4 separate regions of the Mus musculus genome follow, and all the other regions are linked to region 2. Evidence: chromatin loops called from intact Hi-C (ENCODE). Cell type or tissue: gastrocnemius. All regions are shown on one strand. Each heading gives the region's core, and the rest is flanking DNA. Links, peaks and the distances in the headings are about the cores only.

The links. A loop is a pair of places that touch in the nucleus more often than their neighbours do. Peaks named below come from ENCODE experiments on the same cell type or tissue, not always from the same donor. Only the 100,000 strongest peaks of a DNase experiment are listed, where the experiment ranks them.
Region 1: a loop joins it to region 2, with 3 times the contacts of the local background. A loop is called at or near these places in 15 of 42 quality-filtered maps.
Region 3: a loop joins it to region 2, with 4 times the contacts of the local background. A loop is called at or near these places in 10 of 42 quality-filtered maps.
Region 4: it touches region 2 in a loop (2.3-fold over the local background); 10 of 42 quality-filtered maps call a loop at or near these places.

The regions. Positions count from the first base shown.
Region 1 is chr2:33,812,814-33,817,813 of GRCm38, forward strand. The region is part of intron 6 of Mvb12b (multivesicular body subunit 12B); the gene reads right to left. Nron (non-protein coding RNA, repressor of NFAT) reads left to right here. Exons shown (of 3, transcript NR_045729.1): 3 at 1-778. Among named protein-coding and RNA genes, the nearest start is that of Nron, 9.5 kb to the left of the region's middle. In gastrocnemius, for the core only: no CTCF peak of the experiment used is centred there; a DNase peak (open chromatin) is centred at 2,013.
Region 2 is chr2:33,744,334-33,749,333 of GRCm38, forward strand. All of the region lies in intron 9 of Mvb12b (multivesicular body subunit 12B), which reads right to left. It overlaps Gm52507 (a long non-coding RNA gene), which reads left to right. Exons shown (of 4, transcript XR_003953788.1): 1 at 1-2,151; 2 at 3,783-3,983. Among named protein-coding and RNA genes, the nearest start is that of Gm52507, 13 kb to the left of the region's middle. In gastrocnemius, for the core only: a CTCF peak has its summit at 2,269 (motif pointing right); DNase peaks (open chromatin) are centred at 1,346, 2,323 and 4,141.
Region 3 is chr2:33,915,181-33,923,356 of GRCm38, forward strand. No RefSeq gene overlaps it. Among named protein-coding and RNA genes, the nearest start is that of Gm39792, 11 kb to the left of the region's middle. In gastrocnemius, for the core only: a CTCF peak has its summit at 3,377 (motif pointing left); a DNase peak (open chromatin) is centred at 3,368; H3K27ac peaks cover 246 bases.
Region 4 is chr2:33,804,989-33,809,988 of GRCm38, forward strand. All of the region lies in intron 6 of Mvb12b (multivesicular body subunit 12B), which reads right to left. It overlaps Nron (non-protein coding RNA, repressor of NFAT), which reads left to right and starts at 828. Exons shown (of 3, transcript NR_045729.1): 1 at 828-976; 2 at 4,744-5,000. In gastrocnemius, for the core only: no CTCF peak of the experiment used is centred there; no DNase peak of the experiment used is centred there.

The sequences.
Region 1 (5,000 bases), core at 1-5,000, 68 kb after region 2:
CCTTCTACAATGGCCACTCAGCAGGACAGATGGAAACACCACACTGTCTTTCTCAAGGCAGCCTCCCCACTGACCTCCTGCCTATATCTGGTCCCAGCAGGACACCCTGGGTCTCTCAGGCCTGCTCTTAGCAAGCTCCTGATGGGAGCAAATGGCACCAGGAACTTTGAAACTTTCCTTTGTATATTACATTAATCCACATAAGAAAATCTCTTTTAATGAGGAGTGATGTAGTCACAAACTCTCCAGAGCCATAATTAGAGCAAACTAATTGAAGTTGTGTTTTGACACACTTTCCAAATTCACGGGTGCTGGATGACATATTCACAACACTGGTGCCGCACAACCATGGCGACGGCAGAATCATTAGGCTAATAACGCTTATTTGCATTCTTCTCATGCCGCCAGCTCTCCCTTAAATACTGTTTCTACCACTGCTCCTTTACTGTAACTTTCCACTCGACGGTATTAACAGTAATTATTAGTGCTTTAGTGGAATTTTAATGTTAAGAATCACGGCGCGATTGGCATGCACTGAATGCCAATGTTGTCTCTTAACTGCCACCCATCTGCAGGCTTGGAGGTGCTCCCTCGGCCCCCAGCCCCAGGGTGCCCAGATACCATCTTTGCAGCATTTATGACAACTGCTCAGGGTCCACACCCAGGGAGAGCTGAAGTTCGGCTTCTTTATTTACTGCTTCAAATGCTTGAAGAGAAAATCTTTCTTCTCTCCCCTTCTCTCTTGTAAGAACAATAAAATGCAATAGACATTTTTTCCAAGCAGTTAAAAAAAAAATCTCAATTTATAAATCCTGTCTTTGGCAATAATACTAATGAGTTCCAGGAGGCCAGGCTGAGGCCAGACTTCGGCCAGGCTCTGTCACCACCCACCCTCGTAGTGATTAAAGGCAGACAGGGGACAACTCACTTGTGGGTGGGGTTGGGAGTGGGGAGGGCTAGATCTATCAATATGGAGGCACTGTTTGCCATCAGCAAGGCCAATTTTTTGGGTGCTTAACTCAGACAGACAGACAGACAGACACACACACAAGACTTGGCAGTTCTAAATAATGGTTATTAATGACACACCCTTTGAAAGTGACAAATTACTTTTGAAATTTAGAATCTAAGAGGTATGAAGAGTGAGCATGTTCCACAGAACATGACAGGAAATGACAGCCAACACACGGGGCTCCCACTGACTTGGGGTGGGAGGGGGCAGGGTCCCGCTGCTTGGGGCACTTGGCTGACTGCCCCCACCCCCGCTATTCATATGGTGACCGAGGGCAGATTCTGGGGAGAGGGGAGCGTGTCCTGGTGGCATGTTCATCTTCCGTGGAAAACCTGAGGAACTTGCTGTGTTGTCAGGAGACCAGGGGGCACTGGGAGCTCAGATCTCTGAAGTATCCTGGGATTAGAAAGAACTGTGGCCTCGCTCGCTCACCACACCTGAGCATGCGTGGTAGAGCTCCCACCTATTCAAAGGACTGCAGGACGCTGCTGTCAACCCCCCACTGAGAGGAGTCAAGCAGGTGGAGAACACACTTCCTTACAGAGTGGCCAGAGACTCACCATTCCCTGAAAGCCTGGGCAGGTTCTTACAAGGATTGTGCCACTCTGCTGTATTTCAACTCACAATTCCTTCCAAAAATAAAAAAATAAAAGGAGTAAGCTCTCTGAGTTGCTGCAGCACTCTAAGTCACTGTATTTACTCACTACCCTTAGGTTTTTATTACACTCGAACCCTGCACTGCCAAAACACCTACCTCCCCTGTGAAAGAAATGAAGAAAAAAGCCAAGCCCGGGCCTGGGGCGCCACCCTTCCGTCCCAGATGATCAAGTCTAATCTTATAAACTGAAATATTTAAAGAGGCTCTAAACCTCGCTGACCTAACTTCTAAAACCAAGAACACATGGGCACTGCTGGCTTCTCATCCAGCTGACATGGCTGCCTTTCCAGAGCAGGGGGCCAAGCTGCCTCATAATGAGCTGCCTGCGTGAGAGCCCAGAGCCGGCAAGCGGCCAGGCTGTGCTCGAAGGCCCAGACCCCTGACCAAGAACCCCAGGCAACTCTTTCCTCTTCCAGCCCACTCTATCTTAAGAGCTGTAGAAAACATCTTGGTTAGCAGAATAAAGCCCTGGCAAAGGAGAGGGTGGGATGTGGGCCATGGGCTGGACAGCTGTGATTGGTCTCATACCTGCTGGCTATAGGAAACACGGAGGCAAAGAGCTGAAAACCCAGGAGGCTCCTTGTAGGCAAGCAGGGTGTGCTGGCGGCCCCTGGGCTCTCCGATGCTTTCTGCTAAGCCTCACTCCACAGGCCTGAGCTAAGTCCTGAGCTCTCCAAGGTCAGTCTTCTCTCAGAAAAGGAACTGGGTTGTTTACCCAGTACCTCGGTTGCAAAGATGCACACACACACACATACACACACATGCATTTAAGTGTTTACATGATGCCTAATACAAGATGCTCAAAAACTTGTAGCTGAAACAATAACAGCAGTATTTATTATAATAATCACTATTAATATCATTCAACTAGAAAGAAACTATATGCTGTTCAAGGAGGATATTTGAATTGAATTTTATCCACTCCGTGGGCAAAAACCCAACCCAAATAAACTCAAAAGATTTTCTGAAAGTTACTGAAGGCAAAGGATTTTATTAAATATCCAAATTAATAATTGAAATCCTGTCTTGAAACAGAGCAGTCTATCGTGGCGCGGGGTGAGACCCCGGGAAAGAGCCCTGGTGCTCATTTTACTTTGTTTGGCGGCCAGATTTCCACTGGAGACCCAGGTGAAATATTCCATGGAGTTTCCTGCAAACAGACTGTCAGCACCCACTGATAAAAGGTAAATACCCTCCTCTAAATGGCCAGGCTCGAAAAACCAACCCTAAAGTGAGCTGATAAATCTGGTCTGACACACGAACAACTATTTTCATAATCCTGAAACAGCCTTTCTCCAAAGCCATGAGCTGATACACAGAGCAGAGATGCACTGGAGAGCGGGCCTCAGAGAGGACTTGGCATCCACTTTCCAGGACACGCTCCATGTAGAAGCCACACAACTGTCACTGTGAGAAATAAGACACTCGCTATGTCATACAATCTGCAGAGTTCTAGCAAATTTGCAAGCAGCAGACACCTTGTTAAAACCTGGTGTGAGAGACTGACGGCCGCCGTGGCTCAGAGGTGGGAGCCATATTGACTAATAGTCAATTCTTCATTAAATAGAAGCCCTGACTTCCCAAGAAGCAGTATTAAAAATTAATATCTAAAAGTGTATTGCTCAGCCTAAAGTCATCATTCATATCTAACAATACCAAACTGCATTCTAATGAAATTTCTCCTTCAAAATTATCCTGACGCTGATCCTAAGCTGGGTTTGGCTTCAGAGGTAGCCACAGGCTCTGTCCACAAGCGTCTAACTGGGCAGGTGGCTCCCACAGTATTCTCATGACTCCAGAGTCAATCCTGCCTGAATGCTTGCCAAAGCAGGGTCCTGGAGCTGTGTTACAGGAGTATGACACAGGGACCTTTGGGTATGGACTGTACTGTCTTTGGTCAGCAGCTATAGCTCAATGACTCCACTCCCGCCCCTATAGTGTGGATTCAGAAGCTGACATCATGTCTGGCCAGGGGGCCTCTGGGAAGTCCCTGCCACCCACTTCCCCTCTAGCAGCTGCTTTGGAGCCTGGAGAAGCAGCTTGTTTAAGATAGCTGGGTACCAGAGGGCTGACACTCAATCAGGCAGAGGTCCAGCTCTTAATAAAAGCTCAATAAACTCAAGAACCAGGGGTCACATAACCACAGGCAGTGGGCATAGGGGGAACTTGCGGGGTGAAGAGAACTAGCCTATGAGCTGAGACCAGGGCTCTGAGACACCAGCTGTGGGGCACTAGGGAAGGCCTAACTTCCTAGCCTCCATTCTCTCCACTTGACATGGGGCTGGCAGCGCCTGCCTGTGGAGCTATTGCTAGGTATTTGTTTATTGCTCACAGGGTCCTGGAGATGGGGCTAGGCAGCCCGGCACTACGGTGTGGGTTCTGTGCTATCTGCAGCTGATGACGGATATCTGGACAGATGGAACCACAGGTGAAAGGAGGGTAGGTGTATTCATGCTTACTCCTGGCTCCACACTAACTCACGTTATACAATCAACATACACATTCTGAAAATATTTCCCAAATGTTGGACACCTGACCCACCTGTGGCCTTATTTCTTCCCAACCACTCTCTGGTGTAGTTGAAAGGTTTCAGCTCACAGTGTCACTGTGCCAGCACCGGTACTGTTTCTGTGTAGCCAGTCTTTTGGGGCTACCATGGCTAGGAGAGAGGCCAGGACCAGCAGAAGCAGTGGTCTCCCCCCCAACTGTAAAGGGGGAAGAGGCTAGCACTCACAGGTGAGCATTCACTCTCACAGTGGCTGCCACAATGAGTCGCTGGCAGAACCCCTGCAGCCTCACCCCTGCCCCAGCTCTGGAGCGCAGGCCTGCCTTCTCCTCTAACAGCTGCAGCTGGTCCTCTCTTGGGAGTGGTGTAAGGCACAGTGGTTTCAAACTTCATAGCAAATGTCTGTGCCTTGCGTGAAAAAGCTCTACACCTTACAAAGCATCTTGTTAAGCAAAATTCAGGTGGGTTTCATGTGAAGGAAAGAACATCAAACTGTTGGGGTGTTGAGCCCCAACCTCTCTTGGCAGGATCGGGGCGGAGTGGCCACCCACCTCTGCATTACCTGTGACTTACTATGGAAGAACAACCCAGCCCATGCTACAGCCCACTGGCTATTAGCAGGGAGGAACAATTCTCCTCGGGACCAGCTCTCAGCCCTGTCTCCTAATCTGACCAGGAGGCAGGATTTATCTGACCCTTCAGGAAATGATGGACTTCACACCAAACCACAGCATCTCACCCAAGCCTGAGCAGAGAGCCGTCCTCTGCCTGAGTAGAATCTGCCAGGCATTCTTACAGGCAAAGGCCTGCAGTACTAATCTACC
Region 2 (5,000 bases), core at 1-5,000:
CCCACAGAGAAGCGTGGCTCTCACTCTTCATCCACAAAGCTTCTTTTCACAGAAGACAAGACCGTTACGGAAGCCACAACTGGCCAAAATGCAGAGGCCGTCTGACTGTGGGGTGCCCAGGCCCAGCTGATAAACATATAGAAACTGTACCCTAAAGATTCGAGGAACACTGCAGACGGCATGGGGAGGTTTGGAGGGGGGAGCCTGTCAAAGGCAGAGAGCCTGGATGCCAGCTACAAGATAGTTGTACCTGTTAAATCTCAACAATGTGGCTGCTTGGACAAGACCTGCCCAGTGATGCCACTAGCTGACAGGGAAAACCTCACACGGTTCCAACACTAGAGGAAGAGCTATCAGTGACTAGTGATTGCTGAGAGATGGAGTGCCAGACTTCTATAAGTCGAGCCCCTGGTGGGTTATAATCCTATGTGGTCAGCCAATCCGTGTGGTCATCCCTAAACACAAGCCAAACCAGCAATTCTCGATGGACTCAGGTGTGTGTGTGTGTGTGTAATTGAAGAGGTCATGAAGTTGAAAGGGAGTGGAAGTGTAGTGATAGAAATACAGTATATAAAACTCTTGAAAAAGTGTTTTGTTTTTTTAAAGGCAGGGAATTCGGCCAGCAGAAGGAATGGGCTGCAGACTGCATTTTGGCCAGTTGTGGCTTCTGATACAGTCTCCATCTGCTAGCAGCAAAAAAAAAAAAAAAAGCCTCTTTGATGAAGGGAGGGCATTAGGAGGAAGGACTTAGAGTGTGCAGGAGTGGGGAGCAGGTTTCAGAGCTATGACTGCGGTAGGCAGCTTGCTGGTGTAACACTGATTAGATGTGTGTGTCTGAGGTGGGTAGCTTGCTGGTATAACACTGGTTAGATGTGCATGTCTGAGGTGGGAAGCTTGCTGGTGTAACTAACACTGGTTAGATGTGCGTGTCTGAGGTGGGCAGCTTGCTGGTGTAACACTGGTTAGATGTGCGTGTCTGAGGTGGGCAGCTTGCTGGTGTAAACTGGTTAGATGTGCATGTCTGAGGTAGGCAGCTTGCTGGTGTAACACTGGTTAGATGTGTGTGTCTGAAGTAGGCAGCTTGCTGGTGTAACACTGGTTAGATGTGCGTGTCTGAGGTGGGCAGCAGGGGAGATTCACTCTGTACTTCACATGTTTCTGAGTTTGTATTTTCATGCGTGTGCATGGGTCTGTCGGGAAAACACCAAGTATTGAAAAGTTGATGCCTGGACAGGAGGAGATAGCTCTGTTGGAAAAGTGTCCGCCATGCAAGCATGAGTAGCCGGGTTCAGATCACAAGCGCCCATGGAAAGGCCAGTGTGAGCCCAGTGGTGGGTAAGCCCAGTGGTGGGCGAGAGATCCTGGAGCACACTGGCAAAGCCTAGCCTAGCTCAGTCAGTGAGTTCCAGGCTCAGTGCAAGATGCTGCCTCACAAAGTGAGGCACAGAGAAAATCAAGGAAGACCCCCAATCCCCACAATGATCTCCAACTGGGAGGAGTCCTGAGTCTGCTTCAAATGGTGCCATACCAGAGAGGTCCTCTTCAGTGGGAGAGGAGGATTAACGCTGGTCTGCGGCATGACTCGTGGGTGCATGCCTGTGGTTAGCAGAATGTGGCAGTGAACCAACCGCCCTCACACTTTGGAAGGCATCTTTTAGGCCTTTAGAAATGCCATCCAAGGGCTGGAGAGATGGCTCAGTGGTTAACAGCACCGACTGCTCTTCCAAAGGTCCTGAGTTCAAATCCCAGCAACCACATGGTGGTTCACAACCATCTGTAATGAGATCTGACACCCTCTTCTGGTGTGTCTGAAGACAACTACAGGGTACTTAGATATAATAATAAATAAATCTTAAAAAAAAATCCCATCCAAGCCACCTACTAAGTTCTTTAACAAATTTAAAAGTTTCTTTGTAGCTGCAGCCACTGCACGTGTGCTGACGGTACAGCGAGGCACAGGATAAACTGGCGGTCTGCTGACTGCCACACCCCTGCCTCACCATGCACTGTCTTTTGGAGTTTCTTTGTTTTGCATAGGAATGGTCTCAAGCCAGTGTGATCTCTGTAAAAATTTAGATGGCAGCTGGGACCTTGGAAGAATATACAGGAGCTTATAGCAGTCTACTGGATCAATCACACTTGGTTCACGAGGTAGGAATATTTGCTTTTCCAAATATTTTGCCTTCCTGGCCGATAATAAAGCTGTTCAAAGAACACAGGGTGAAGAACACCTAGCAGAGGCAGCCATGTAATCCAGTGCAGTTCAAGACATGACCAGTAGATGGTGCAAAGGGACCACATATTTCTGTGGCTGCAACTCAACCATCATCAAATCAGTTCACATTCCTAAGCACTAGGAATGCTTTCCAAAAGCAGAAAGGAAGGAACCACTGGGCTGGATCCGAGCACTCTGCTGTGATAAAGTTGGGACGCTGCCATTTCATTATGAATGCAACCCTACCTGGCCTTCCTCCAGCAGACCAGGCTCCCCAGCCCACCCTAACCTCGTGCATTTGAAGAGGCCCTAACAAAGTGGACATCTAAAAGTTGAATTTGAAAATTCTTTTAACCTCACGCTGCCAAATGTGGTTCCATTAATTTCACCTCTGAGTAGTGACGTAAATGCTATCGGGATCAGCCCCAAGCTAAATAAGCAATAAGCCCCATTTTTCAACACACAAACACATAAAGATGTCAGCTCGAACTGTTTACTAATTAACACTTAAAAAGACACAAATTAGATATGCGTGGCTAAGAGCAATTATAATCAAGACGAATTCCTCTAGTCATTTGGGAACTGGAAAAAAAAAAGCCTAATTGCTGGAACCAATGTTTTAAAAACTGAAATCACGCCAGTTAGCAAATATGTTCATTTAAAGAGTATCTCACGTGACTACACTCCTGAGGCCTGACTACAAACTCGAGAACAAGGATAATATTTAGGGATAAAATTAAAATTTTAAGCTCTCTTAGATTTATAACTTCTTCATTAAATATGTCTGCAAACAGCAGCCCATAAAAACCTGTAGCAATTAAGTGGTTAAATGAGCTGCCTCCCTTGTCAATTTTAAGGGGTGATTAATATTAGATGGTCCCTCTGCTAATGAGACTCTCCTTCTTCAGCTTCTAAGTCCTCTGAAAATGGAGGCTGTCTGTTCCATCAGGAAGCAAGGTAGGCTAATGAGAGAGCAGCTAGCCACAGCCCCACGTACCCCGTGAAGTGTCTGGGTGAGCCTGTTCACGCCGAGTCTGCAGAGACTGGCTTCCCTCACCTGGCTCTCTCAGCCAGGGGCTGTTGCTCCTGATTTAAAGGGTCTGTGTCGGATGAGCCTTCAACGCCTGCATCTTGGCCCATGAGCACTGGGATGGAGGCCCATGGCGGCATAGGTAGGTGGAAGGAAACAGAGGACCAAGACAGCCAGGGCACGCCCACCCTGGCTGCGACAGGGAATCCATCAGATGGAGAAATGGGACAACTGCTTACAAGGGAAATAAAGAGCCGCGGAGACGGGGAATATTTATATGCCCATCTACTCAGTCAGAGGGAAGATGCTTCATCATGGACCGCTGTGGAATTGCATTTTTTCCTCGCTCCTCAATGGAGCAGCTTGTGCTGGGCTTGGGGGTGGGGTGGGCAGTGTGGCCTTGTGGGGACAGTAGCAAGAAAACAAGAAGGAAGACATACTGTGTCAGGCCAGAAAACTTTGCTGTGACTCCTTGGTCACTTCCCATGGGTAGGAGGGACAGCAAAAATCACTCTATTGCCTTGACCCAATTGACAGGTATTCTGCTGAGGCCTCTGAAGACAGCAGACAGGAGTGTATGACCAGGCTGAGAGCTGAGACAGCGCCAGCATCCGGGCTGAGTTACTTCACTAATCATGGCTTCACTCGTTTCCCACCACCCACGTCTCAGTGTGCACCTGAATGCTGTGGTTTTTGCGTTTTCCATGACCCTGCTCCTTGCCATCAGGCTGCCTGAGGGTAAGTGCTTGAAGCGCCATCTTTCTTGGGTGTCTTCCTGTGATATAAGTGCTGGGTGTGCCACACTGCCAAGAAGCTCTGGGGATGTGAGAGCAGAGGCACTTGAAGGTCTCTGCCAGCTGGAGGGTGCCCAATAGTGACACTATGCTATGGGGCACTGTCCCGTGGGGCCTGCACTCCAGCTGGGGTTGGGGGGGGGCAAAGGGACTCCCCAGCTCTGAGGTCTGGGCATGGATGCAGAAATGAGATGATCACTGGATTCCTGCTGGCTTCTAACAAGCTTTAGGCTCAGAGAGACCCTGGCTCAGAAGAATGAACTGGGAAGCTGAGAGAGGAGGACCCTGGAGCCACCTGCCGGCATCCTTGTCTGGCCTCCACACACAGGGCCTGCACAGCCCTCTGTGAGTTCAAGACAAGCTAGAGTTATATACTGAGACCCTGACTCAAACCACAAAACAACCATAGGTAGGTGTGGCATCTAACAGAGGCAGACTGGGCACCTGCATCCTGTCCATGATACCATATCACTTAGATCGACACATGGTACTTGACCACAGACATGTTCACTGCACACCTGTGTCCTGCCTATAAAAGCATCATGTAATCTAAACCATCAACACATGGTACCTGACCACAGACATGCAGATTCTGCAGTGTCCCCTCCATGACACCATGTCACCTCTACCATATCCACAAGGGAACGTGTGGAACTTGGAGTCTGAGTGCTGATTGGCTGGTCATGCTGCCAGTTAGGCATGCTGTTTCCTTTGTGTTCCCTGCCTACGGGGATGAACCTTGCACTCTTCCTTGAACGTGTACATTGCCTGTGCAGCACCAGGGGACTCGGTGTATGTTCAGACTATGGTGGCACCTGCACCAGGCAGGTGTCCTTGCTGGCAGCTGGCATGAACTTTTGGTGCAGCCATTTGTCTGAGGCCATTTCTAACCATTCTTGGGCTGACAGGACAGCGCCTCCATGGCAGACCTGCTGGGGAAGGTGGGTGGCAGACGGGGCTG
Region 3 (8,176 bases), core at 1,315-6,314, 170 kb after region 2:
GAGGTGCCCTGCCAGACACCCTGTTCAGCCTCTGTTTTACTTCCTGTCTCATCGGCTCAACAGCACCTCTGCCTAAGAACTCAAGAGACTTGCTTTGGTCTCCTAAATGGCAGCCCACGTCTATTTTGGCTTATTCGATGTATCCCCGATTAGTGGATATTTAGGGTTTCATTCTCTGTTTATTATGAATTACAAAAGGAAATGTAAAGGTAGTTTTTATTCTTGTGTATGTTTGCATGTGTGTTTGTGATGTGTGTGTGTCCACAGAGGCCAGAAGAGGGCACTGGATTCCCTGGAACTGCAGTTAACACTTGATGAGCCATTTGATGCTGGGACCCAACCAGGTCCCCTAGCATGACCACAAGAACCCTGGGGCCACTGAGTTGCCTCGCCAGTCCCAGGCTTTCTCTCTATGGACAGCACCCTCATAGGGGCCCCCATGCAAATGCCCTCTCTAGAAAAGAGATTGGCAATTTGATTTTTATTTATTTATTTTGTCCTTCAAATTTGTTGTATGGATTTGCATTATTGCCAATAGTATTTGAGAGTCCCTACTTCTGTGCACCCTCACGAACATTTAATGTCAAACCTTAATTTTTTTAAAACCAAGCTGACGAGTAAAATATGTTTCGTGGTAGCTTAATGGTTTAGTCCCTTGATTGCTACTGAAAATGAACATTCTTCAAGTTTATTGGCCATTTGAACTTCCTTTTCTATAAATCGACTTTTTCTTTTTTTATCATTTGCTGGGTGTTCTATTGGGCCATTTGTCTTTTTCTTATTGATTTGTTAGAATTCTTTATATATTCTGGATGCTAATCCCTTATCTGCAATATAAATTGCAAATATTTTCTCCCTGGAGATAGCTGTTTCTAGCTTGTTTATGGTGTGTCTTGTCACACTGAAGTTTTACATGGTAGCCGAGCACATCTATCAACTGCTTCTTTTACTCTGCTTGCCTTGGGTCCTGCTGGTTTCAGCTGTGACGTGGTGGGCCAAGTTAAACTGTCAGGAACACAAGCCCTGGGGACCGGGGAGCTTTTCTGACTCCCTCCTCAAGACATCAGCTTGAGGGGCAGTGGGGGCAGACGCGGGGAGCAGATGCTGAGAGGGAGAAGGAAGGCATCTGTCTTTCAGTGGGGAGCCAGGAGTAGTACTTCAGTGCTGGTGAGGCCAGGCACACAGCTTCCGTTCCAAGCCCTTCTGTTTTTCATGTATCGTCAACTGCTTTCTCACATTTCAGTTTTATTGGATTCTTTAATTAATATATATATATATATATATATTACACTACTTGTGCATATTTGTGAGCATATACACCATGAAGCATGGTGGAGAGGTCAGAGGACAACTTGAGAGAGTCAGTGCTCTTCTTCTGTCACATAAGTCCCAGGGATCGAACTCAGGTTCTCAGGCTTGGCAGCAAGCGCCTTTACCTGATGGACCACAGTTTTCATCGAATTCTTCACCAACCAAATGCTCCTGGGTTTTTGCTTTTTCTTCCGCCATTCAGTTCGGTTCTTTGGCTTTCAAAGCAGGGGAAAGGAACAATTGGGGCATTATTCACAGTCGGCCTGTGTGCTCAGCTGTTTGCCGGCCCTCTTACCAGTCAGGATCAGCCAGGCTGAGCCGTAGGAACAAAGACTGCCAAAGTTCCAGGGACTCGCAACGCCAACGTCTATGTCTCCCTTGTGCTCTGTGTTCAGAGTGAGCTAAGCTTGGCAGCCTGAGCTTTGTCGCTTTGTTTTTCTTCCAGGATCCATACCAGAACTTATTTTGGGGGGTGGGGGTGGGGGGTCTGGAACATGTTGTTTCAATAGGAAAAGGGATGTGGCAAGCACAGCCTGGCTCTCACAGTCGCCATTTACTGAGACATGCCACTTCCAGTCACATTTCATTGGCCAAAAATAGTTTGTGGGGTTAACATTGACTTTACAGGACTGGGGCAAGAGTGACTGACAGCATCATCTAGGGGGCTCTGTTCTTTTGGCCATTTCTGTCTCCTAGGTATAGAACATGCTCGTCTTTAGGCAAACAATCCAATGTTCTAATCAGCTACTAGTCAGGCTCATGCTTAAAGTTCACCACTTCGTATAATGAATGGGATGCCCTTATCAGAGAAGAGAGCGCTTGAGTTCTCAATTTCTCTTTATGCTTTTCTCTGACTCTCTGTTTCTCTGTCTTTGTCTCTCTCTGTCTGTCTCTGTCTCTCTCTCTGTTTCTCTCTGTGCCTCTGTCTCTGTGTCTCTCTCTGTCTCTGTGTGTCTCTGTCTCTGTCTCTCTCTCTCTGTATAACATGCACGTGTGTATCCTTGCACGTGGAAGCCAGAGGTCAGCCTCAGGCATTGTTCTGCTGGAGTGGTTCACCTTATTTGTTTAGTGAAAGAGATATTTGAGTTATTCAAGTCTGAGCTTGGCCACATGGGCTAGAGATTGTGCCGCTCACAGAAGGGCATCCCCCATTTTCAAAACATCAAACTGTCTCTGGGTTTTCCAGGGACCATAGATGGAAGATCCCCATATATGGGATTCTGTGTTCCCCTGTAGAGAAGTACTTTAAAGGATTTATAGGACAAAAACTTGACTTGATGATGATGATGATGAATGTCTTAATTCTCCTTTGAGTCGCCCGGTGTGTCCCTGCTAACACAGGAACATGGATAATCCCACAGTTCCTGCATCTCCTCACAGTGCCACTCCATCTGGGGTGATGAGCTCACAGATGGAGTCTCCTTACAGTGAATCCTCAACTCTCTATGGCCCCTAGCATCAGCCAAGATAACTCACAGCTGGAATGGGGCAGGAAGGAGTCCACGTTGGTTTTTGAGTCTGGTCTGTCTTTGGACTTGGGGCTCACCCTTTAGGTTAGGCTGGCTAGCCAGTGAGCTTTGGGAATCTGTCTCTACCTCAGTTCAAAGTACTATGAGGCAAAGTGACTTAAGTGTTGTTCACAGGCCTGCTGTACCGTGGTAAATGAGACTGCATAGTTAGGAGAGGCGCATGGAAGCTGCTGCCCTGTAGAGAGGCTGAGATAGTATGGATTTCATCAGCTCCTTCTCCTGGGTAAAGGAACTTCCCTTGATTTAGCCAGCTGCTTCCTTCTTCCCAGGAAAGGGAGGGCCCAGTCTAATGTTTCCTATTGTTTCCATTGTGTCTAAGGCAGAACCACGTAGAAATTCGTCTGGGGGCTGGAAATTGCTGAACACTAGCAATTTCCCACTGGCCAGTTCAGAAGCTGAGCAGGTGTCTCAGCATTTTCTTCTATCTTTAAAACACAGGAGCTCTCAGATTCCTGACCTCACACAAGTCCCAGCACCCACGGAGAAGCGCACAACTTCCTGCAGCTTTAGCTCTCGGGGAATCTGATGCCCTCTTCTGGCCTCTATCGGTACTGCACACATGTACAGACTGTATAAGTCAGGTCCATGCACTACATATTAAATAAAGAAAACAGAGGCCCAAGGGTAGCCTTAAGTCTTGAGAAATCAGAATATCTGTTTGTATTAGTAAGGGGAACATTGTGAATGGTAAGACATTCTATCACATGTTATCATTCAATTCACTTTTTTTTTTGTAATAGTCTCTATTTCAAGGGTAAGGAAATCATATTCACAGAGGCTAAGTTCCTATCCCCAAATCACACATCCAGTATATTCTAGTGACAAGACAAATCTAAACCACTTATACTTCCTCCTCGATCTGGGATGGAAGTAGGGGGTCATCCCAGGCTATGGGTGTGAGAGGCTGGCTCTCTCTGAACCTATTAACAAGCCTTTCTCATAGTTCCTCAGTCCCAGGAGAGGCCATCTGACTGGCCTGCCAGGGGTCATAGGTTACGAGCCCCACTATGATTGGCTCCAGTGGGGTCATATATTCTTTTCTGGTCAAATGACTCAGACGGGGGTGATGCAATAACACAATGTGGCTTCAGAGGCAGCAGAAGTGTCTGGGGGAATGGCTTTCCCCCCATAAATAACTTTGCCTGGAATTATTGAGTTCAAGCCTTGTGTAGTCATTATGTAGCATCAAGAGCTCTTTGTTACACATACTAAGTGCATTTGACCCTCACAACCCTGTGAAACCATCTCTAGCCTCACTGTGAAGAAAAGGCTCAGAGACTACGGGAGCAGCCCTGTCTCACATCTTACGTCTCTCAACTGGTTCTCTTGCAAGAAAACTGTACTGTGAAGGCTGGGGTACCTTCTCTCAAAGCCTCCCCTTGCTGATCTCTCTGCTCTCTCCTGCTTATCGGAACAGAACCCTGTGGCCTCGTGCTGTCTGAGGGTCATGAGCCATTAATTCACACACACACACACACACACACACACACACGCTCACCTCCATTCGTTCAGTGTATAGTTCCCAAGTACCTGGTTCTGTACACCACTGAGACCCCACTTTCCTGTGCTTTATTGTCCAGTGGGGAAGACAGACATTAAACAGATAATGACACTAATAATTATTTCATTGCGATTGTTAGAGATGTTATGAAGAAGTCCAAGGGGGCTCCGAGCATTTATGACCAGAGAAGTGACTCAGGAGTGTGTGTGTTGGGGGGGGGGGGGGGGAGACGGGACCAATACCACCAGGAAGGCAGTGTTAACTGGAGTTCTGGAAGGGTAGTGAAAATAGAAACTGACCGGAGGAATAGGAAGGCAGAAAACAGTGCTGACAGCAATAACAAGATTTGGAGGCTCAGACAACTTGGTCCAGGAAGCCTGGACCAGGGAGACAAAGCTTAGGAGGGGTTCCACAATCTGATTCTGCCCTTCAGGCAACTCCGCCTGCATCCATGCTTCCGGCCCAGGCTGTCTTATGGAGGCACAGCACGGGCTGGAGCAAGGGGTTTGGGGGCAGTTGTCTCTGCAGAGGCAGCAGCTGCAAGCAGCCGCTATTCTCTGGCCGTTCTCTGGCTCCCAGGTCAGGAGGAGGGAGGCAGCAGAGGACGCGCCTAGCACGATTTTTATATATGTGTGGCCATAATATTTAAGTGTCTTGGCTGTAAGCCTGAGACTAGGTCCCCCGACAGCCAGGCCTTGCTCCACACGCTCTAACAGCTGTCTGTAAAACCCGTTTATGGAGTCGCCATAAATTTCCCAGATGCTGCAAACCACAGGACCTGGGACAAAGAGTCGTAGGGAGGGAGGCGTGGGAGAAAATGGTGGCCTCTGCATCTCTCCCAGCTTGTCCTCTGGGTCCCCTAGCCTGCCCCCTGCCCACCTGGGGCCGCCTTACCCTAAATTCTTTTATTGAAGCTGATCTGAACACTGACCCCGTGGGGCCTGGCTGGGCAATCCAGCTCAGCACGGATGCCGGCGCTCTCAAGATTGCGGCAAAAGGTGCCGTAAATCAGAACTAAGTGTCATGATAGTGATTTGAACTGACACTGTTCTCACCTTGTCCATTTACCGGGAAATATATAACAGGAATAGATTGAGCCTGTCATATTGTACCTGAAAAATACAGCTGTTGGGGAGGAGAGGCAGGTGGCACCACGGCAGGGTCCCAGCGGGCAGTGGGGTGCTTAGCGGTGGAGGAGGAGGTGGGGGTGGGGGGTTTGTCAGCATTCCATTGGACTGAAAGCTTGCTCTCCAAGTCAGGGCACAATGGCCTGACCAGCCTCCCAGGTAGCCATGCCCCACTTGTTACAGAAACCCACCTACCCCTCTCTACTGCCCTGAGGGCTCCACCTGCCCAGGCCACAGAACTCTGTGTGTGTGTGTGTGTGTGTGCCCACACTTGCGCACACGTGTGTGGTGTGTTGGGATGAATGAAAGTGTTCTACTACTGAGTCACACCCTCAGTCTTAAAATAAGAAACCAAAATAAGAAAAAGCCTTTTAATTCAGGATATACATATAGAAAAGCACACAGATCATAAATACATTGCTTGGTTAATCTTTCCAACCAGACAAAACATACCTGAGCTCCTGACCCTCAAATACAGAAGCCTTACCCCACCCCCACTCCCAAGAAACTCCCAGCAGCTCTCCCCACAGGAAAGGGCTGATGATGGCTGACACCGCCTCAGTTTTATCCAGGGTGGCTGAGTGAGGTCATTTTGAAATTCCCACCTGTTATTTGGGTTCCCATAGTTGAAGAAGAGCCTTTTGTCTTCACTATGCGAGCTGCAGCTCAGTGACAGGGAACTCGCCCGGGCAACAGCTGGGCTCCCCTGAACCCTGAAAACACAAGGACCATATTAACAATGGAGAAGAGAACCTGCAGAATGGCTCAGTTGTAAATGCTTACTGTAAAAACCTATCCCCTGCACCCATGTGAAACATTGGGTGTGGTTACACACTCCTGTAGCCCTAGCTCTGGGAGCTGCAGGTAGAGAGAGGTAGAGCCAGGATCATCCATGGGGCTCACCAGTTTAGCCCAAAGCTCTGGGTTCTGTGAGAGACACTGTCTCAAAAAGTAAGATGGAGGGAAATTGAAGATGTGTGTCATAGACATCTGGCTTTCATACACACACACACACACACACACACACACACACACACACACACACACAGAAGGCAAGGAAGAGCATATCAAGAGCACCATCAACAGATGCTGTTGCTGTCTCTTCTCCTCTGGAGGATTCCAGTCTGACTCCAGAGGAGAGATGGGGTGTGGGAAGGCAGGGTGGGACTGGAGTCAGGAAGGGTCTACCAAAGGGGATCAAGGTATACAGAGTTCTGAACTGTGGCTGGGAGACAAGAGGGTGGAGAGTTATAGGGGCTCAGGCTTGGACACAGGGCTGGGTTGAGTGCACTGACTGACGAGGAATGGCCCCCATAAGCTCTTATATTTGAATGCTTGATTATCAGGGACTGGCTATACTTGAGAGGGATTAGAGAGTGTAGTGTTGTTGGAGTAGGTGTGGCCTTGTTGGAGGAAGTATGTCACTGAGGGTGGGCTTTCAGTGTTCAAGCCAAGCCTAGCATCTCTCTCATCCTGTCACCTCTCCAGCACCATGTCTGCTTGCGTGCCACGAGGCTTGTAACAGACTAAGGCTCTGAAGTGTAAGCAAACCCCAATGAGATGCTTTCTGTTATAAGGGTTGCTGTGATCACGGCGTCTCTTTACCGCGATAGAACACTGACTAAGACAGTTGAGGCTCTGGAATCAGAGGGGAATTGAGGACAGGGTAACAATGAAGGATGATCCAGGAGGAGCCCTGAGCTGGGGTGGCACAGGGTGGGAAGATGCCGGGGCCCAAATCTTACGGTACCAGAAGGTGCATGCGAGGTGAGGCTCCAAAGCCCTGCCAAGCCATGGGGGAAGGATGAGGTCTTTGGGGTGTGGGCAAGGCTACTTCCTTTCCTATCTGTCCCTTCTTTGAAGCCTAATGTGGGTAGGTCTGCATGGCCAAGTCCTCCCAACTCCACAGACCAAGCAGTAATTCACCGGCAGGCAATCTTTTGTCTCTCTCTTGGGGTCCCATGCCTCTCAGCTCAGGGTGGATCCTGATTGGTTCCCACCCTTGTCCTTCTGCCAGTCTTGGAGCTCTGCCCTGATCCCATCTTGCTGGCTGGACCCAACCTCCTTACACTGAGGGACACCCTCATAAGCAACTGCTGTCTCAGGAACAGACAGCCGCTCTCCCCCCTTCTCCTTCCCTGCCCTTGCCACTGTCTACCTGCTATATCTCTTTGCCTCCTGTTGTCTGCCTATTGGTACCTGCTCATTAGGGTGGCAACCTTTCTGCACCCTGGCTTTGTACTGGACTAGTTTCTCGCCACCAAGCACTCTGCAAAAACAGACATTTACCCCCTTTGCTTGGGAAGATGTCTTCATTGTTGACATTCCTTCTAGGTTCCTCCCAACAGTTACCTGACAACAGGTAGGCCTGACTTGCTATAAAGGGGGCTTTGGGCCCTTCCTCACCCTCTCTGCTCCTTCTCTGCCTCTGACTCTTTTCTCTCATCAACCCCTTTTCCCATCTCTCCCCTTTCCACTCCACGGGTTCCTGATCAGTCTCTCCTCTTTCTCTTCTCTCGCTCTCTCACTTTCTTCCCATTTTTCTCTGCCTCTACTCCCTTCTCAACTCCCCTTCCCATGCCGTGACATGTCACCAAATGTTGCATTTTATAAAAAGCCATGGATATGCTTTATAGAGCGTGGCCAGTGAGGTGGGAAGGGCGCCTTAGTGGACCCATACTGAGGTATCCCTTCCCTGTGAGGTACCC
Region 4 (5,000 bases), core at 1-5,000, 61 kb after region 2:
CTTGAGAGTGGAGCCAATGCAAACCCACTGGGGAATTTCCTCTGTCTTAAACTGAATCCCATGGCTGTGAGGTCTTGTCGGCTTAGCCCAGCCCACACCCCCACATTGGCCAATTCCAGCTTCAGCCTTTTGTGCCCTGTCCCTGTGGCTTTCAGAACTGCTCCAGGCCTCTGCACTTGCTCCGTCCTCTGCAGAGGCTTCTGTAGGCCAGGCTGCCTTACCTATAGCCGGCCAGGCTGCGTCACCTATAGCCGCTTTGATCACCCTAGAAGAGATAACCCACCCCAAGAATTCTTTTCTTTTTAAAGATTTATTTTATGTATATGAGTACACAGTCACTTCCTTCAGACACACCAGAAGAGGGCATTGGATACCATTACAGATGGTTGTGTGCCACCATGTTGTTGCTGGGAATTGAACTCAGGACCTCTGGAAGAGCAGTCAGTGCTCTTAACCGCTGAGCCATCTCTCCAGCCCCCAAGAACTCCTTTCTAATTCAAGGAGCCCAGCTTGCTCCCTGCACAGCCTCCCTCTGTGGGCAGAGCTTGACTTGCACCGTGTCTTCTCCTCTCACCACCCCAGTGCTGAGAACAAAGCCCTGTAAAGGTGTCTAGGACTTGCTGAATGAATACACTTGACTTTGACTTGTAATTAGGGATGATTTTGGGAATCTTCCAGCAAGCCTTCCCACCTGCCTCCTCAGGACTGGGCTGGTTAATGGTTTGGAAAATGTCGCTCCCTCTGACTCAAGGAAAACTTCAGATACACAGTACACACGCTCCTCGTGGCACGGCTTATAAAGCCACGGATATCAAACACTGGGGGACAGCTGCAGCTGCAGTACAACTGCATGCTGAAATAGGAGACTGCTAGACAGACCACACTGGCACCTGAAGCACCCGCGAGGAGGAGGACAAAAATCGAGTTTCCACATTTGAAAGTGAACCTGCCAGCCCCAAGAACGTGCCAAATCCAGGTGAGATCAAGGCAGGCACTGTGCTGCAGCAGCGATGGGAGGGACAGAACGTTCCAGGGGCTGCTCTGATCACAGCTTCTTCTGAAGCTGGGTCAAGGGCTGCACAGCTTCAACCACTACCAAGATATCCGAGGAGGTAACTGTGTCTGGTGCCTATTGTGTAACAGAAACAGGGGATCACAAGAGTGGGCTGCAAGTGACCACTTCATGGGCAGACACAGTGACTATGGAGAGATCCCCTAACACCAGGAAAGCTAGAGGGCTGTTTGCCTTCTCCTTAGGAATCTTAGGGATCATCAGTCATCAACAACCGCTACTTGGTTCAGGGAACCATTTTTCCAACATCTGGTTTATGGAAAGGCATCCGGGCAGCCTCTAAGCCCTCCAGAGCCTGTGTCCAGCTTTGCTCCTTCAGGCCCTGTCAGGTCCTGCCATACCTGGGGAGACAGGCCATACCTGCAGGGCCGGGGTGGACACTGCTTCTGGAGCCGTTACATCAGTGCAGAGGGGCTGGGAGTTCTGTAACAGATGAGCATCAGGCCGCTGCCAACAACAACTCCAGCTAAATAGATGCTAAGGGAAATTTCATTCTTGCCCCGAGTCAATATGAGGCACCTTATTCAATTAACATGGCCACTAAGCCTCACACAGCCCTGTGCAAAAGCCCTTCAGTTACACATGACATTTTATTACGTGACAGTAGTTGCCAGCACAATTTATTTCCTTTCATTCTGCCTTTTCCTTGCTCATTTAAATCTGTATTTTCTAGTGTTGATTCCAGGTCTGTGCGAATGTTTTAAATGCAGCCATCAATCTTTCAGACCCCATGGTCACATGGAAGGGAGATGGCTCTGCTGGGTGGCAGCAGACCCAGCTGTCTTGTGGGGGACAGTAGCAAGGGGGGCTGTGGCTAACCTGCAGTTGGAGAGGACTGCTGCTTTTGTGTTGTGTCCCCTGTACAGACACGTAAGGGTCTCTTCGTTCTGTTCTCCCAGGGCTGAAAGTCACCTTCTGAAGCACCAGATTCCAGTGTGTGCTTCAGAGACCAAGGGGTTCCTGAGACTTCAAGTGGGATGCCAGGTCCCAGCACTTCCACAATATTGAGCTATTTGACTTTCCTTAAATGGGATATTAAAAAGCATAAGCTAAGCCTTGTGTGGTAGCTTATACCTATAATCCTAGCATACAGAAAGCTGAGGCGGGAGGATCACTATGAGCTCCAGACCAGCCTGGGTTAAATATTTTACACACACACACACACACACACACACACACACACGACATCACAAACTACACACAGACCTGGGCAGCTGGCTCAGTAGTTAAGAATGCAGAGGACCTGAGTGTCATTCCCAGCAACTGTATCCAATGGCTTACAACCATCCATAACTCTGGCTCCAGGGCCCACAATGCCCTCTTCTGGACTCTACAAGGCATCTGCACTCACATGTGCACACCACACACAAAAGTATTTATACACATCATTACACAACTAATAAAAATATTTTTAAAATGACAATAAATGCTAGACCCAGAGAAAACAGGCACCAGCATACGCTGCACTCTGACATGAGCATATTCAGAACACTTACAACTTAGAAGAGAACTCAGCCCGGAAGTGGGTACAACACTGGAACTGACACATCCCTAAGGAAAACACGAGGAGCAAATTCCCCGTGAAAAGACTCGATCACGAGTTGGGAGGGCCATGTGAGTTTCCATCACAGGAAATGCAACCCCTCCACCTTCCAGAGTGAAATGATGTCAGAGATGGATACTGTCAATGCTTGGTGAGGATGAGGGGAGCCAGAACAGTCAGGGGGCTCTGGCAGGAGCACGGCAGCAAACCCACATCAGAAAGCAGCTCAGGTCAGGTTTTAAAAGTCAAGTACAGCCACTCACACAACCCAAGAGACTTCTGCCCAAGAGAAGGAAACAGAAGTGTGTTTCTATACCAAGGTTCGTTCACAAAAGTTCTATTGGCTTTATTTGGCAATACTAAGAACAGAACAGATGTACAATGCCAGGTGACTGGAGAGTGACTTGTCATACTGTGTCAAACTCGGCAATCAAAAAGGGACAGACTACCTACATGCAAGATGGGTTAATTTGGGGGCAACTAGATTGAGTAAAAATAATACACACTATGGTGTCATTTCTAGAATATTCTAGGGAATGCAAACTACTCCACAGGGCTAGACCAGTGGCTGCTCTTTACAGACACATGGGGGGGAGGGGCGCTCAAGACCTTGGTTTGTCGAATGCCTCATGTGCACACACACATCCACCTGCAAAGCATAGGAAGTATGCACAGCTTACAACATGCACATTCTACTTCAACAAAGCCCGGCCGCTCTCCTGTCTAAGTAAGCAAAGACAAGGGAGCTCCCGGAACCCCAGAGCAGGCAGTGGGGGCATCTTGGGTGGTGAGTGAGTCCTGGAAAATACCCATGGCATTTTCTGACTTTTCTGAAGATGATAGACACCCTGTGTTTAGAAGATAAAGAGTTGTGCCATAGAAACCTTTTTACTTCCAGCTGAAGACAACAAAGAAGGCACGGCCGCCTCTTTTTCTGGAATAAGTGCATTAAAACTGTAGCTGCTAACCAGCTACTAAGGAGGCTGAGTCAGAAAGGATTACTGGAGAAGTTCAGGGCTAACCTGGGCAACAGAGTGAGATATTTTCTGGGGGAAATGCTCTAGTTCATTTCAGGCTTAGGAATGGGAAGCAGACAGGGTAGATAGACTAGAGCTTAGCCATTCTCTTTGGAACCATGAGGACAGAGAGGGACGTGGGAAATGCTGTGTTTTAGATGGGAAATATGGCTAGCTGACATTTTCACAGACTCTACCTGGAAAGTCAGTACAAAATCCCCAAACCAGCTACCTGCTGGTAGCCAGGTGCTGAGGCTGCCCAGCCTGCAGAAGTACCTGCGGAGTTCCTCGGGTACCCAGCTATGCAGGTGGGGACATAGTTTGCTGGAGATTGGACTTGGGTGCCAACTCGGCACTGCTTATGAAGGTTCACAAAAATCTGAAGACAACACTGTAAGATCACCATAAAGAGTTATACATACATAGAGCAGTGGCCATGGGAGGGGGGGGTCAGAGCTGGGGGAAGGCTGAAGAACTGGTGGAAGTGTTGTGTATGGAACAGAACCTCAGCTGGCAGGAACTGGGGCTTTGGGCAGAAAAATGGGGCAGCATTGATGACCTCCTAACATTGCCAGGGGCGGAACAAGTAGAAGGGACAGCTGAGCTGGGTACTCTTCTGTAACACAGCTGTTAGACAGCTCCAAAACAGCATGCCACAGCCAGCCCTGAGGGACAGCCTCCTCCTGTGCACAGGGCCAGTGCCAACAAGCCTGAAGGATGTCCAGCTCTGGGACATGACTGTGGTGTCATCAGCAGTCACGCTGAGGGGAGGGCGGATGCACCTACCCCATGCACCTCATGATTTTCATTGCTAATGTTCTGATGAAACATTGCTTCCCTTCTAATCAGAAAGTTGACAATGGCAAAGCCAGGGGGAGACTCTCAGAGATGGCACAGGGGACAGCCTGCAGCACAGCACTGGTGTGAAAGAGCTGTCTCATCATCTACACCAAGTGTGTGGGACGTGATCTCGGGTAGTCCAAGAAGGAGGGTTGGGGACAGCAGAAGGACCATTCAAAAGCAATGGCAGCCGAGCTGAAGTGGTGGGGGTGGGGTGGCAAATGGCTAAATGAAATTCCCTTTTATTCCTGCAAAACACCACTGGGAAGAAGTCGGCTGCGATGCACAGCCTCAGCACCAGGTGTGAGGACGTGCTTAATGAACACCACTTAATGAAGAAAAAGGCTCTGAGAAAACACCTGGTGCGAGCAGGGTGCGGGAGTCACAGTGACGGGCCTTCCCTGCACCTGCTGGCATTTTAATCAGCACCTTTTGGAGTATCCCCACTACAAGCTGGTCACGGTGTCAGAAGAAGGTCCCTGGTCAGTGACTACACTCGCTGACAGTCTGGGGACCCTTGCTTCTTAAG